Regions from separate parts of the Homo sapiens genome. Here region 1 is linked to region 2. The links are chromatin contacts, found by Hi-C or POLR2A ChIA-PET in ENCODE. All regions are on one chromosome and are shown on one strand. The core of a region is the stretch at or near the end of the contact, and the rest is flanking DNA. Distances in the headings are between cores, read along the strand shown.

Evidence for each region. A loop is a pair of places that touch in the nucleus more often than their neighbours do. ChIA-PET counts read pairs that join two places held with the same protein, here RNA polymerase II (POLR2A). Pooled maps may share reads with other maps.
Region 1: a loop to region 2 is called in a pooled map, with 2.4 times the contacts of the local background. The contact joins two enhancer-like sites. A Hi-C loop is called at or near these places in 1 of 168 maps with a recorded cell type or tissue (PC-3) and 5 of 50 pooled maps. POLR2A ChIA-PET finds 5 or more read pairs at or near these places in 10 of 52 experiments (CD4-positive, alpha-beta T cell, CD8-positive, alpha-beta memory T cell, Panc1 and 6 more).

What each region holds. Positions count from the first base shown.
Region 1 is chr3:56,883,612-56,891,165 of GRCh38, reverse strand. It overlaps a transcript of ARHGEF3 not described here. Among named protein-coding and RNA genes, the nearest start is that of ARHGEF3-AS1, 53 kb to the left of the region's middle. RefSeq lists a silencer at 3,576-3,635. Within about 2 kb of position 4,070, at least 4 of the 41 ENCODE cell types and tissues checked have a DNase peak (open chromatin) inside an H3K27ac peak, as active enhancers do; they include CD4-positive, alpha-beta T cell, where a contact is called at or near this core.
Region 2 is chr3:56,692,459-56,699,947 of GRCh38, reverse strand. No RefSeq gene overlaps it. Among named protein-coding and RNA genes, the nearest start is that of TASOR, 13 kb to the right of the region's middle. Within about 2 kb of position 4,912, at least 3 of the 41 ENCODE cell types and tissues checked have a DNase peak (open chromatin) inside an H3K27ac peak, as active enhancers do; they include CD4-positive, alpha-beta T cell, where a contact is called at or near this core.

The DNA.
Region 1 (7,554 bases), core at 2,821-5,320, 190 kb before region 2:
GTTGGTGCTCCTTCTTTCAATTCTCTCATTCACTTCTGGAGCTTCAGACTGGAGAAGAACAAAATGTGGATCCTCTCCCTGCTAAAACGTGAATTTAGCAAGTCAAGTTCCAGCTAAGGGCAAGTACAAGAACACAAAATCCTTTTGCTAATCTTTCCGCAAAGAAAGAGCAGATGAAAGGCAAGGCATCAAAGCCTCTGAAACCACCAAAGTTGTTTGCCAGCAAAGAGATAAATCAAAAAGGTTCGAGATCTGGTTTGAATTTAATAATTACAAATGACTAATCAGGGACTATTTGCTGCCAAGTCAGGAGCTGCACTCTCTCAATCAGTACGTTTTTGCTGCTCTGGTCACCTGGTTATTAAATAGAAAAGCCCAGTGATTAAATAACAGGGTTGTTCTGACACTAATCAGTTCAATCTTGGCCATTTAAAATTAAGTCAGGCTTGCAGTAGCCCTTGTCTCTGTGAAAGAAGTGGGAACGACACAGTGCAAATGTGACTGAAGGTATCCTGAGAGTGTTTGTGGATAGTCCTCTGGGACCTGGGTAGTTAGAAAGAGTCAGGCAGCGTACCAGGTCTCCTGCCCATCATTCTGCAGGATCCTGCCATCTCTAATACCCTCCCTGCCTGACTCTCAACATCAAATAACAACAAAATAATTATGCCAGCAGTGACAGCAGTAGTAATAGTAATTACGGTAATAACCGCAGTAGCAATAATAATTACATTTTTCAAATCTCTTGCCATATGTCTGGCTCTGTTCGAAATATTTTATTTCTTTTAATACTTGAAATAACCCCATGATGGAGAAAACCAAAGCTTATAGAACTGCTTTATAGACACTGACGTATCCCATACACTTAGAACCTGCCTGGCACATAGTAAATGCTCAGTAAATATTTGTTGAGTGAATGAAGGAATAGAGAAGTAATTTGCCCAAGGTCACACCAAGTAGCAAAGGTGGAGCTGCATTTTGAACTGTCTCATTTATGCTCTTAGTTTCTTTGAGGTATGTAGGTAAATGCCTTGTGGGTCTTTTTATATTGTTTTAAAACACATATGATTTTAAACAATTATTTATGTATTTATTTATTTATTTATTGAGAAGGAGTCTTGCTCTGTCACCCAGGCTGGAGTGCAGTGGTGCGACCTTGGCTCACTGCAGCCTCTGCCTCCTGGGTTCCAGCGATTCTCCTGCCTCAGCCTTCTGGATAGCTATGATTACAGGCGCACGCTACCACGCTCAGCTAATTTTTGTATTTTTAGTAGAGATGAGGTTTCACCATGTTGGCCAGGCTGGTCTCAAACTCCTGACCTCAGGTGATCCGCCCATCTCGGCCTCCCAAAGTGCTGGGATTACAAGCATGAGCCACTGCGCCCAGCCATGAAACAAATATTTAAATGTATTTTACCTTATTTGTATGTATTAATTTAAAGGAAACGCAGATTGTTTTTAAACAATGTACAAAGAGAAATAGCATCATATGCAGAGAGGTCAGTGGTTTGGCAGTCAGGGTGGCCTCCAGAAAATCCTCTCTCCAGCACTCACTCACTTTGTGACCTTGAGCAAGTTACTAAAACCTTCCTGAGCTTCAGCGTTCCTCTCTGTTAAAATGAACACCACAAGGCTTACTTAAACCGGGCTGAGGAGAAGCTTAAATGGCACAATCCATTAAACTGAGAGCATAGTCCTTGGCTCATAGTAGGTGCCCAATTCCAGCGTCTGTTTCCCTCCACTTTTGTATTGGAAGGCACCTGGTGATTTTCTCAAAACCTCAAAGGAGGTCTGGAGAGGATGGAAGTTAAGCCAGGTAAGGACACGCTATTCAGGCTTGGACCACGGCCAGCTCTTCTGAGAATCTGTTGTCGGGTAAGGATAGGATCAGTGCTTTTCACAGAGAATCTTCCCCAGGACAACCGAAAAGGCAGTTTGTTCATGGGTTATTTACCGATGAGATTCAGATGTCTGCCTTGTGATATCAGAAGGTAGCCAACCCTAAAAAGAGATAGCCACAGAGTGTCCTGGAAACAATAATGTTTGTGAAAGTGGGTCGAAAGGTTCAGGTGAAGGTCAAGCTAGCAGGATCTCTCAAGCAGAGGCAGTAACGAGTCTCTGGCAATGTTCACTTGATCCTTCCAGGAATACCCATATCTCCATGAGACCTCCCATTGGAATATGCACAGGACTTTGCTCTATTGCAAATTAGCAAAGGGACCCCCTGGTCATTTTTGTTTTTTGTTTTTGTTTTTGTTTTTTTTTGAGATGGAGTTTCGTTCTTATTGCCCAGGCTGGAGTGCAATGGTGCGATCTCGGCTCACCGCAACCTCCGTCTCCCAGGTTCAAGCGATTCTCCTGCCTCAGCCTCCCAAGTAGCTGAGATTACAGGTGCACACAATCATGCCCAGCTAATTTTTACATTTTTAGTAGAGACGGGGTTTCACCATATTGGCCAGGCTGGTCTGGAACTCCTGACCGCAGGTGATCCAACTGCCTCGGCCTCCCAATGTGCTGGAATTACAGGCGTGAGCCACCATGCCTGGCCCCTGGTTGCTTTTTTAAGAAGCAGTGGTAGGGTTTTTTCAGCACTTGAGCACTTCTAGAAAGTGGTCTATAGCAAATATATAACCTGCAGGGCTAAGGACTTAGAGACTACATGCAGGTCTATTGTGCCCACAAATTCTCCTCTGTAACTGCCTTTCTCCCCACCCCCATATAGGCACGTGGCATTGAGACAAAGGGGTCAGGTGCCCATTAAGTTCATTTAGGGTTTGGTTCAGCTGGATGTTCCCTTTCCATCTGAGGTGTTATCAATCTTGGATTACTTGCTCTTAAAGCACAGAGACTGAGTCCCCAGACTGTCGCCCAGGGCAGTACATGGATAGATTCGTTGGTCAGGGATGTGCCTCACCCTTGAACAGATCTGACATTCCTTTTCGTAGGAGTGGAAATGGCCAATGTCCCACTTGGACCAATGTCTAAACAACTGTAATTTCTTTTAACATGTCTGTGCATTTTAAGGAAAATAAATGCCCCTGCTGGTAAGAAAAAAAAAAAAAAAAGCTCTTATTTGAAAAACAAGAATCTTAGCTTGAATGGGCAGGTTTTTTCTCCAAGGAGATTTGAGGTTGAAGAATTTAAGCCTTCAATGACCTTCACTTTTGAGGTTTTTGATTTAATTTTGGCTGCCCTTTTGCCACCAGGTGGTTAATGAAAGGGAAAGGTGTCACCTCAAAAACACTGGCCTCCTTTATTCATTCTTTCTTTTAGTCACCCATTTAGAAATTATTCACTGACCTACTGCTCAGCACAGGGCACTGAGGGGTTAAAGTTATGTGCTGAAATCAGAGTGCAGAGACTACAGCACAATTATTGGGCTCACCGAAGGTGCTTTGTTTTCATGGTTGAAAGGGAAGTGGACTGTGCCTTTGCTTCAGTAAATTTGACAAGAATAACAGGGTGGGTCCTTGGCTCCTCAAATTGGCTGGGAACCTGTCAGACCAAGTGTGCAAATGCACAGTTCACACACAGTGCCCTTCCTGCCTGGGAACGCCCCCAGGTAACTGATCAGTGGTTTTTTATGCAGAGGAAGTAAAATGGCATTTTTTACTTCCTGTGGGCAATTCATAACAGGAGCTGCCACTTACTGTGCACTTACTATGTGCCAGGTCTTGTCACCCAACATCTATGATCCTCACAACACCCTAACCTGGAAGGCATTATTTCTACTCTACAGATAACATCCCAGAGTCTCAGCCTCCTCCTGATACCTCCCAAGATCCCAGGTATAATACTGTAGCCTCCCAAGGCAGGAGAAGCAGAACTCAAGAAGGAAATGGGGTTATTCTAGGCAGCGGGACGCCCTTGCTGCTGTGCCCCAATTCGTTCCCCAGCACATGTTGCTAATTGTGATCACAGCATTCTCTGGCTTGCTATGCTGTGCAGTCCTTCTCAATACAGTGCTCCAAACAAACACTACCAGACATTCTGGATGGCAAGTGAGACGTAACCTATTTGCCACCAGTGCTTGCCACCAATGCCTGCTACCTGATAGCAGACACTGATAGCTCTTAAAACTAGAAAGGACCACAAAATTGATTTGGTCTAGACAGTGTGTGCTGTGGTCTTGAAGACCAGTCTCTCTAGTAGAATAAAGGTTATTTTCTTGCCATATTCCTCATGCTCAACACCTTCCTAGACCTTCTGTGCAGGTCTGATGTGCCATCCCAGACTCTGGGACGGGACAGCATGGTGGGGAAGCACATAGTTTGAAGTAGGAAAGACCTGGATTTGAATCCAGGCTCTGCCACTTGCTAATCATGAAACCCTGGACAAATTCCTGCCCCTTTTTGAGCCTTCATCTCCTACTCTGTAGAATGGAGATGATAACCATTATCCACCTACCTCATGGGGTAGTTATGAGGATCAAATGAGATCATGCATATAAGGATTTAGCTCTGTGCCTGACATGTAGTGAGCGTTCAATAGGCTAAAGCTTTCATTATTATCAGTGTGAATTATTAGTAGTAGTAGCTCCAGTGAAGTTCAAAGTGAGTGCCGTGTCCTGTTGCACTCTCTGCTTTCTGAGATGCTCATTTGTTTATGTTTCCGTGGCTTATTTCCAACTGGTGATTTCTTCCATGAGCTACTCTGTAGATCACTGGCATGAGGTCAACACCCCAATATTCTAGAAATCCCAGTTCCTGGGTAGAGCGTGAAATGTCTTTATGTGGTGTTTCCATCTGTACGCCCTTCTTCACCAGGTCCTTTCTGTTCTCTCTTCCTGTGGCCCTCTCGAGTTGGGCAATTAGTGAAGAAGACAAGCAAAGGGAGGAGGACCAAGAGGATCAACAAAATCCAGAAATCCTATTTTAAGGGAAGCTGGCTGTGTACCAGGGATTGTCCCAGGCTCTGGGACTGTGAGCATGACTGACCAAGTCCTGCCTTCATGGGCTTATGTCTCATGAAAAGGTCAACCAAAACCCAGAAAACAATTAAATAAAATTATCTTTCTAAAATGGGTCTGCCCTGCTAGCCTCTGTCTTAGCACCTTATCTGACTCATTCATGACAGAGATCACAATCTGTAATTACTTTGTTTTATTTTTACTCCAAACTAGTGGGCAGGGAACATGCCTGGCTCATTCACTGCTATATCCAAGGACCCAGAATGGGGTTTTGCGTGTCAAAAGTGCTCAGTGAACACAGAGCAAATGAACAAGTGACTTAGTGATGGTTTGTGAAATTTTCGTTCTGAGCCCAGAGTTTAAACTTCAGGCTACTTTTTTGTTGCTGGCAGTGGTCAGTCACCTCCCTATGTAAGAAAATTGAAAAGAAAATTCATTTTCATAATTCATGCAGTTTTTATTTTATAAAACATGTGGGTTCCTTAAGGAGATCATTCTATCCCAGATTGACTGTCTATGGCTGAATTAAAAAGACCATTGGAGGCCATTTGTCTTCTGGATTTGACACTTGGAGCAGGTGGCAGTATCTGGCAGGAACTGGGTTGGGGGAACTCATGAGGCTTGGCTCCAAAGCTGGGTAGTGTGTTGAATTGGTCTGGAGAGGGCTGCATGCCTGTGAGGAGAGGAGCTTCTCTTATTATTCACTTTCCTGCATCAATGTGCATCTAGGCTACTGTCAACATGTCAGGTTGACAAAATCATTGAGCTCAAGGAATGGAACTGTAGCACCATAAAACTCAATAATCTGGTAATACCAGGTTGCAGCATGTATCGGTGTAGCCTATGGTCTGGGCAATTCATAACAGGAGCTGCCACTTACTGTGCACCTACTATGTGCCAGGTCTTGTCGCCCAACATCTATGATCCTCACAACACCCTAACCTGGAAGGCATTATTTCTACTCTACAGATAACATCCCAGAGTCTCAACCTCCTCCTGATACCTCCCAAGATCTCAGGTATAATACTGTAGCCTCCCAAGGCAGGAGAAGCAGAACTCAAGAAGGGCATGGGGTTACTCTAGGCAGCAGGACGCCCATGCTGCCATGCCCCAATTCATTGCCCAGCACGTGTTGCTGATTGTGATCACAGCATTCTCTGGCTTGCTATGCTGTGCAGTCCTTCTCAGTACAGTGCTCCAAGCAGACACTACCAGACATTCTGGATGGCAAGTGAGATGTAACCTATTTGCCACCAACCTTTGAACAGTGTATGTAAAAGGCTTTGCCCTAGGAATTAGAATCCTGGATTCAGAGTGTTACGCTGTAACCATGTAACTTTGAGCAAATTGCTTCTCTCTCCTGACCTCAGTTTATTAACCTGTAGGATGGAAATTATCCCATACCATATCTGGCTCAAAAAGTCACCATATAAATATAAGCTGGTGAATTGGTTTCACTGGCACTGAAGTGCTGTTTTTAATTGTACCTGGATGGTGAATCAGTAAGGATCAGGGCCCTGTACAAACGTGAAGCATCCTCAAAAACGGCAGCTGTGCCCGGAGTTGTGATCAGCATCTTCTCGAGGCTTCCCTCAAGGACGCTGAGTGGAGTATTTGACTTCCTAAAAGTCACTGGGTGAGCTTGTTAATCCAGATTCCTGGGCACCCTCCCAAATGGCTGATTAAGCATTCCTGGGGATGGCTCCTGGCATCAGCATCTCTGAATCATTCCTCAGGTGATTCTGCTGCACGCTGCACCACTGTTTCAGTGGAAAAATGTATATATGTAGAACGCCACTGCTCTGTATAGGACCATATTGACCTTTGGAATTTTAAATATCTAGGTAGCTGCTTAACAAAAAGAGCCCCAATATCTTCCCCATCTGTGTCTGACAAACTCTTATTCATCTTTTAGGCCTATTCAAATGCCTCCTCCTCTGGGAAGACCTCCCTCACAGTCCTCCCAGAGCCCTCCAACCCATGTTTTGAGCACCTACTGTGTACTAGGCACTCTACTAAGCTCTAAAATGCATTACTATATTTACTCCTCTTCCTTTGAGAATAGAAGCTAATGCCATCATCACCACCTCTGCTCACACCTTAGAGTTGAGAAAAGGTGGCTCAGAGAAGCAAAGTGACTTTCTCTAGGATGTTTGGCTCTTATTGCATTATAGTTCATCATAATAGGCCTGTCTCTCCTACATGAGTGTGAGGTCCTTAACCATGAGAATTGCTGACCTTTGCATTTCTGGGAGTGAACACAGGGCCCAGCACATAGTAAATGCTCAACAAACCTTTGTTAAATTGAAGTGAAAAAAATAATAGAACAACTATAGTAATATAAAAAAGAGTAGTTCTGTTTGCTTTCCAGTCTCTGCCTTTGTTCAAGCTCAGGGTTCCACTAGAGGAGGAGGCTGACTTCTTTTGGGACTGAAGACTACAGATGTCTTCAGACTCTCCTGTAACCCCATGCTGGTGATTCTGGTCTTCTGGTAGCTTTCTTCTAAGTAACATCAGAAGACCTAGCAAGTCACAGGTTAGGGACTGAAGAAACACTTGACTGATTGGTTGAGCTGGGGGTGCAGAAGAGAGGTGAATGTATCTTTGATGAGCTTTATTGTGGCTTATAGATTACATTTATTTTCTTC
Region 2 (7,489 bases), core at 3,663-6,162:
TTGTATGCTATTTTGTCTTTTTTTTTTTTTTAATTGAGACGGAGTCTCACTCTGTTGCCCAGGCTGGAGTGCAGTGGCGTGATCTCGGTTCACTGCAACCTCCGCCTCCCAGGTTCAACCAATTCTTCTGCCTCAGCCTCCTAGGTAGCTGGGATTACAGGCACACACCACCACTTCCGGCTAATTTTTGTATTTTTAGTAGAGACAGGGATTTCACCATGTTGGTCAGGCTGGTCTCGAACTCCTGACCTCGTGATGGCCGCCTGCCTCAGCCTCCCAAAATGCTGGGATTACAGGCATGAGCCTCTGCGCCCAGGCTTTTACATTTAAAAGAATGTAAAACTTGCATTTGACCCCACTTCAAACTCCTTCAGGTAAGAAATAGATGTCTTAGTCAGTTTGGGCTGCTGTAACAGAGTACCATATTGCTGGTGGCTTATAAACAACAAACACTTATTTCTCACAGTTCTAGAGGGTGGGAAGTTTGACATCAAGGCACTGGCAGATCCAGTGTCTGGTGAGGAACCACTCCCTCATTCGTGGACAGCCATCTTTCCACTGCGTCCTCACATGGCTAAAGGGGTAAAGGGGCTCTCTGAAGTCTGTTTTATAAAGACGCTAATCCCATGCATGAGGGCTCCACCCTCATGACCTAGTTACCTCCCAAAGGTCCTACTTCTTTATCTGACAATTATCAAGGATGGTGAAATCCTAAGAGTTTCAACATATGAATTTGGGTGGGACATAAAAATTTAGTCTGTAGCACTAGGGAAGTGGAATTTTGCTTATTATCAGGCTGGGCATGGTGGCTCACACCTGGAATCCCAGCACTTTGGGAGGCCAAGGTAGGCAGATCACTTGAACCCAGGAGTTCCAGACCAACCTGGGCAATATTGCACAATCCCATCTCTACAAAAAATACAAATTAGCCCGGGTGGTGGTGCATGCCTGTGGTCCCAGCTACTTGGGAGGCTGAGGTGGGAGGATCACCTGAGCCAGAGATGTCAAGGCTGCAGTGAGCTGTGATCTCACCACTGCACTCCAGCCTGGGTGGAAAAAAAAAAAAAAAAAAATATATATATATATATATATACACACACACACACACACACACACACACACACATACACACACACACATATATACACATATATATATACATATATAGTATCTTTATACTTATTTAGTATAAGAGATTTGGAACGACTTTGACAAAATTAAATATCTTACGTTGCTTATTATATTTCTAGTAAACAGAAATTCAACAAAGGGCCATAGGACTTGTAATAACAGATTGATTAAGAGAGTGAAGAGTTCTTTAGCACTGAAAGAAAGGAGAGCATTGGCGGGTGCGGTGGCTCACACCTGTAATCCCAGCACTTTGGGAGGCTGAGGCAGGTGGATCACCTGATGTCAGGAGTTCGAGACCAGCCTGGCCAACATAGTGAAACCCCGTCTCTACTAAAACTACAAAAATCAGCAGGGTGTGGTGGCGCACACCTGTAGTCCCAGACTCGGGAGGCTGAGGCAGGAGAATCACTTGAACCCAAGAGGCAGAGGTTGCAGTGAGCCGAGATCATGCCATTGCACTCCAGCCTGGGCGACAAGAGTAAAACTCCATCTCAAAAAAAAAAAAAAAAAAGAAAGAGAAAGAAAGGAAGGAAGGAAGGAAGGAAGGAGAGCATCATCTGGTGAGTGTTAACTACTCCACATCTCTAACAGGAATGTGGATAAGCATCTTCTAAAGGAATTATGGATTTATACTATTTCAATACTATTTTTATCAAGGAAATGTATATGAATAGTATTTTATTTTTAATATATATTTTTTGTTGTTGCTAAGTAAGCAAAACTGATTTTTTGGACCATTATTATCATATATTCTGTCTCTAGAGCAACTCAGATTCTCAAGAGAATGGACTAATCACCAAATGGCACAAACTGCAAGTAGAATTCCTCTAGATAAGTAACTGAACACCACATTTTCTTCAATTAGATAAATGTCTGGTGTTATGTTTCTATAATTTATGTAAATTGCAACCATAGACCTACCAATTACCCTATTTAAACTTGGCTGGTTCCCCAAAGATTTCTTAGGAAAAAACTTATTATTAATTGCCTATCTTTTCAGAGCCACTGGGCCGGGGGTGGGGGAAGGGTAGGGTACTGAAACTTGAACTCGTATTTTTTGTAAAGCTCTATTTTTGAGAATCTCTTTTAACTGGAATGTTTTACATTAAATGAAAAAATAATTGGGAAAAAATATTTTTTTCACTTGGGAGTATTATGGGGAAGGACATTTGAAATGAGGCATTTAAAGCCAAACCATTATCTAACTTTTTGTTTCCAAGAGTTGAAATGGAACTTTTTGGGGAAAAGAATCTGGAATATTTAATGTTGTTAAGTCACTGGGCTTTAGGTTTAATGTTCTTTTTGAAGAGGGTTAATGTGAATTAACTCTAATACGAATCATTAAAATATAAAAACCAGGAAAAGAGCCAGGCACGGTAACTCACGCCTGGAATCCCAGCACTTTGGGAGGCCGAGGCGGGTGGATCACCTGAGGTTGGGAGTTCGAGACCAGCCTGACCAACATGGAGAAACCCTGTCTCTACTAAAAATACAAAATTAGCCAGGCGTGGTAGCGCATGCCTGTAATCCTAGCTACTCTGGGGGCTGAGGCAGGAGAATCACTTGAACCTGGGAAGTGGAGGTTGCAGTGAGCTGAGATGGCGCCATTGCACTCCAGCCTGGGCAACAAGAGTGAAACTCCATCTCAAAAAAAAAAAAAAAAAAAAAAAAATCAGGAAAAGACACAGCTAGCACTTTTGCTACTCACATATTCACATCATGGCTGGATATAGACATGCATAAGGTGGAGGGTCCAATGCCAATTGCTGGTGCTTTAATTGACCCAGGCCATATCCCATTGTAATCTTTGCGTTATCTTGCTATTATTGTATTGGTCAAATTTAGAATTTTTTCTTTTCTTTTTTTGGTGGGGGCAGGTGGAGAGAAAACAGGAAATGATTTACTCAGTTCTTTCTACACAATTAACATAAATTTAAGCATAGTTGCCTGTCAAATAACTTCCTGTATTATATACCTGAGAAAGAATTTCCCCCAAGCTATTAGTGGAACACTATATCAACCTCCTTTTTTAAAAAACAGTTTAAGGCTGGGTGTGGGGGTTCACGCCTGTAAGTAATTCCAGCACTTTGGGTGGCCGAGGTGGGAGGATCACTTGAGGCTAGGAGTTCAAGTTTGCAGTGAGCTGTGATCATGCCAGCCTGGGCTACAGAGCAAGACTCCGTCTCAAAAAAATTAAATAAATAAATAAAAATAAAAAATAATAAAAAACCGGTTTTAGATCCTTTGGTAGTTCATAAATTTCAGCACATTACCCGTCAGACATGAAAAAAAAAAGTTTCATTGATATAATTCATGCACCATACAATTCACTGACTTAAAGCATACAATTCAATCGTCTTTAAGATAATCACAGAATTATGCAACTACATTTTCATCACCTTAAAAAGAACCTGTACCCTTTAGCTATCATCCCCAAATTCCCTCATTAACCTAGCCCTAGGAAACCACTGATCTAATTTCTGTCTGTATTGATTTCCCTGTTCTGGACATTTCCTATAAACAGAATCATACCATATGCAGCATTTTGTGACTGGCTTCTTTTTCTTAGCACAGTATTTTCCAGGTTCATCCATGTTGCAGGATGTATCAGTTCTTCACTCCTTTTTATGGACAAATAATATTCCATTGTATAAATGTAAGATATCTTGTTCATCTCTTCATATGTTGATGTACTTTTGCTAATTTCTCTTAAAATCAGCATTTTGTAGCACCAACCATATAGCAAAAGGTCATGTCAAATATCTTTTTATTACCAGGCTTTTATGGACTGGGGAGAAAATGTCCAAAATTAAGTCTGAATACCTTTCTGGTACTATGAAGCACCAAATAATAAAACAATAACCTGAATCATGTGACTTAAAAGGGAAGCAGCTCTCAATTTAGTTATTGGTCAGCCAAAGAAATTGGATGACTTTGATTACTTCTGTCTGCCCAGAAATCATATATAAATCTGTAGGAGCTACGAGAAATTAGTGAAGAAACTTGTGTTTTTAAGGGAGTTGGTGGGAATATTCCTGTTCACTCAGAAAAATGAAAGGACAAAACAAGGGAGAGAAATGATACATAGAGGAATGATTAAAATGCCCAGTGGGTAACTTTGTAATTTTTCTTGATTTCCATTGAGAGTCTTGATTAACAAAGTAGCCATCCCAGAGGCCTATAAGCAAGTAGAACTGGGGTAGTTGCAAGGGTTTGCAATTAGATTTAGGAGGCAAATCTGAGTCCTGTTCCCTCACTTACTGGTGATGTTTCCTTGAGCAAGGCAGTTAAGTTACCATTTCCTCATCTGACAAATGTAACAATGTTTCTCTGACAATGCTGGGAAGATTAAATGAGGCAATGGGTATAGAAGCATCAGAAAACAAACAGGGTCAGGATGGATCTGCTTGTTTACAGCTGTAACCTCAGAAGCCCATCTTAGGGCCTGGTAGCAGGTTGAGAGAATAAGTGAAGCATTTGGTAAATTGCAAGGTGTTATTCACATGTTCTCTCTGTATTGTTACTTCTTTTCCTCCAACTTATTCACTGTCTTCCAAATTGAGTGCTGAGATGGGTTATCTTGAAAATAGGAAGTTCCAGACAACTTTCTTTTGGCCTCTTTTATCATAAAAACATAAAATCGAAGACACTTTTAATTTGAAAATTTTTTTTTTCACACATTCCACCTACGTTTGCACTTTTGTAGTGTACCACTTCCTCTTGAGCATTTTTTTTCTCTTTGTGTAACTTGGATTGTTGGCACCAGCCTCCTTCTTACTTACAGAGCTCCACCAACCACAACGTGAAGTTAGTATAAATTTAGATCTTTGTTCAGATGATAATGGCAGTGGTGTAAATGACTCTATAACTGCGTCTATACTGGCCAGTCAGCTGATAGAAGAAAACCATCACTTCCAATTCTTAAACCCTATTGATTTCAACTAGGCTTGAATTTGGCAAATGAAGCTCATCTATTTTTCAAATGCAGTAAAAAACACCTGGAACTTGTATAAATCTCGTAACAGGCATTTGAGTACATGCACTCTAATTTATATTTTGAATAAATACAGATTTCCATATAATGGATTCAGTTTGCTTAAAGCAAGATATACCAAACATTTAATGGGGATAAATCCAAATCACGTAATGTGAGACATCAACAATTTTTCTGCCAGAGAATATCAGATAGTCACTTTATCCTCAGGAGTCAAAAACATATTTATTTATTTATTTAAGTCTAGCTCTGTCGCCCAGGCTGGAGTGCAGTGGCGTGACCTCAGCTCACTGCAAGCTCCACCTCCTAGGTTCACGCCATTCTCCTGCTTCAGCCTCCCAAGTATCTGGGACTACAGGTGCCCGCCACCACGCCTGGCTAAGTTTTTTTTTTTTTTTTTGTATTTTTAGTAGAGATGGGGTTTCACCCTGTTAGCCAGGAGGGTCTTGATCTTCTGACCTCGTGATCCACCTGCCTTGGCCTCCCAAAGTGCTGGGATTACAGGCGTGAGCCACTGCGCCCGGCCCAAAAACATATTTAGTAAACACTTACTGTGTTCCAGGCACTGTGGTGAGCCCTGGGGATACCATGGTAAGCAGAACCCAGACATTGACCCTCAGTCCATGGTATGGCACAGACTGTAGTGAGAGAGACAGATTTAATTAAATAGTCCCACAAATGAGGGAGTAATTACAAATTGAGGAAATTGGGAGGTAAATGGTCTGAGTAAAAGGAGCAAAATTCTGTAAGAGCATCCAATGGGGAACTCGACCTAGAATGGGGGGCCGATTATGAAAGAAGTTCACACAGGGAAGTGAAGCTTCAGCCAAAGGAAGTGCAGTAGCTTACTGGAACTGGAGAAGAGGGTGGCACGGGGAAGAATAACATCCCACACAGGAAACATATCATGTGCTGAGGTTGATTGCATGGCCAGGGAGTTTGGCAAGTGTGCCAGACATAGGAAGAACCAAGGAGGAGCTTAGGGAAGTGAAGTGCAAGATGGAAAGGCAGGCAAAGGTCAGAATCAGTAAGGGTCCATTGCCCACATGAAGAATTCTTATCTTTGTCCCTGGAATAATGAGAATCCATAGAAAAGTTTTGTTTTTGTTTATTTAATTGAAGAATAACATCACAGAATAAAATGCAACTCTATGCATACAGTTCAATGAATACTTATATGTGTATGCCCCTGTCTGTATAACTACCACCCAGATCAAGATACAGAGCATTTCCATCATTCCAGAAAGTTCCTTCATGTCCCCTTTGAGTCAATTACCTACCACCCCCACTCCAAAAAGGGAACCACAATTCCTTTACTACCATAGATTATTTTTGTCTGTCCTTGAACGTCATGTAAATGGGATCATACAGTACATCTTCACCCCCACAAGGGAACCACAATTCTTTTATTACCATAGATTATTTTTGTCTGTCCTTGAACATCATGTAAATGGGATCATACAGTACGTCTTTCATTTAACATTATGTCTATGACATTAATCCATGGCATTGCATGTAATAAAGTCTTAGAAGGGTTTCACTCAGAAATGAAACAAAACTTAAGTGACAGCTCTTGACTTCTGGGTTTAGCTGAGGTTTGTGGTTACCAGAGTCAGCTGTGTTGGTGAGAGGACACTTGCTTCTTGTTCATTGCTAACTATATTCTTTTTTTCAATTGAATTTCTCCCTTTTGTTGCTTCTCCTCATTGCATGGAAGTTTTTCTTCCAGTCATTAACCAGGAATCAACTTCAACATGGTTTCTTGCCAAATTAAGAGGGTCTTTTTCAGGCTTCCCTAGTGTGTCCGGAATTGGTGGGTTCTTGGTCTCACTGACTTCAAGAATGAAGCCGCGGACCCTTGCGGTGAGTGTTACATCTCTTGAGGTGGCACGTCTGGAGTTTGTTCCTTCTGATGTTCGGCTGTGTTCGGAGTTTTTTCCTTCTGGTGGGTTCATGGTCTCGCTGGCTCAGGAGTGAAGCTGCAGACCTTCGCAGTGAGTGTTACAGCTCATAAAAGCAGTGTGGACCCAAAGAGTGAGCAGTAGCAAGATTTATTGCAGAGCGAAAGAACAAAGCTTCCACAGTGTGGAAGGGGACCCGAGTAGGTTGCCACTGCTGGCTAGGGCAGCCTGCTTTTATTCTCTTATCTGGCCCCACCCACATCCTGCTGATTGGTAGAGCCAAGTGGTCTGTTTTGACAGGGCGCTGACTGGTGCGTTTACAATCCCTGAGCTAGACACAGAGGTCCTCCACGTCCCCACTAGATTAGCTAGATACAGAGTGTGGACACAAAGGTTCTCCAAGGCCCCACCAGAGTAGCTAAATACAGAGTGTCGATTGGTGCATTCACAAACCCTGAGCTAG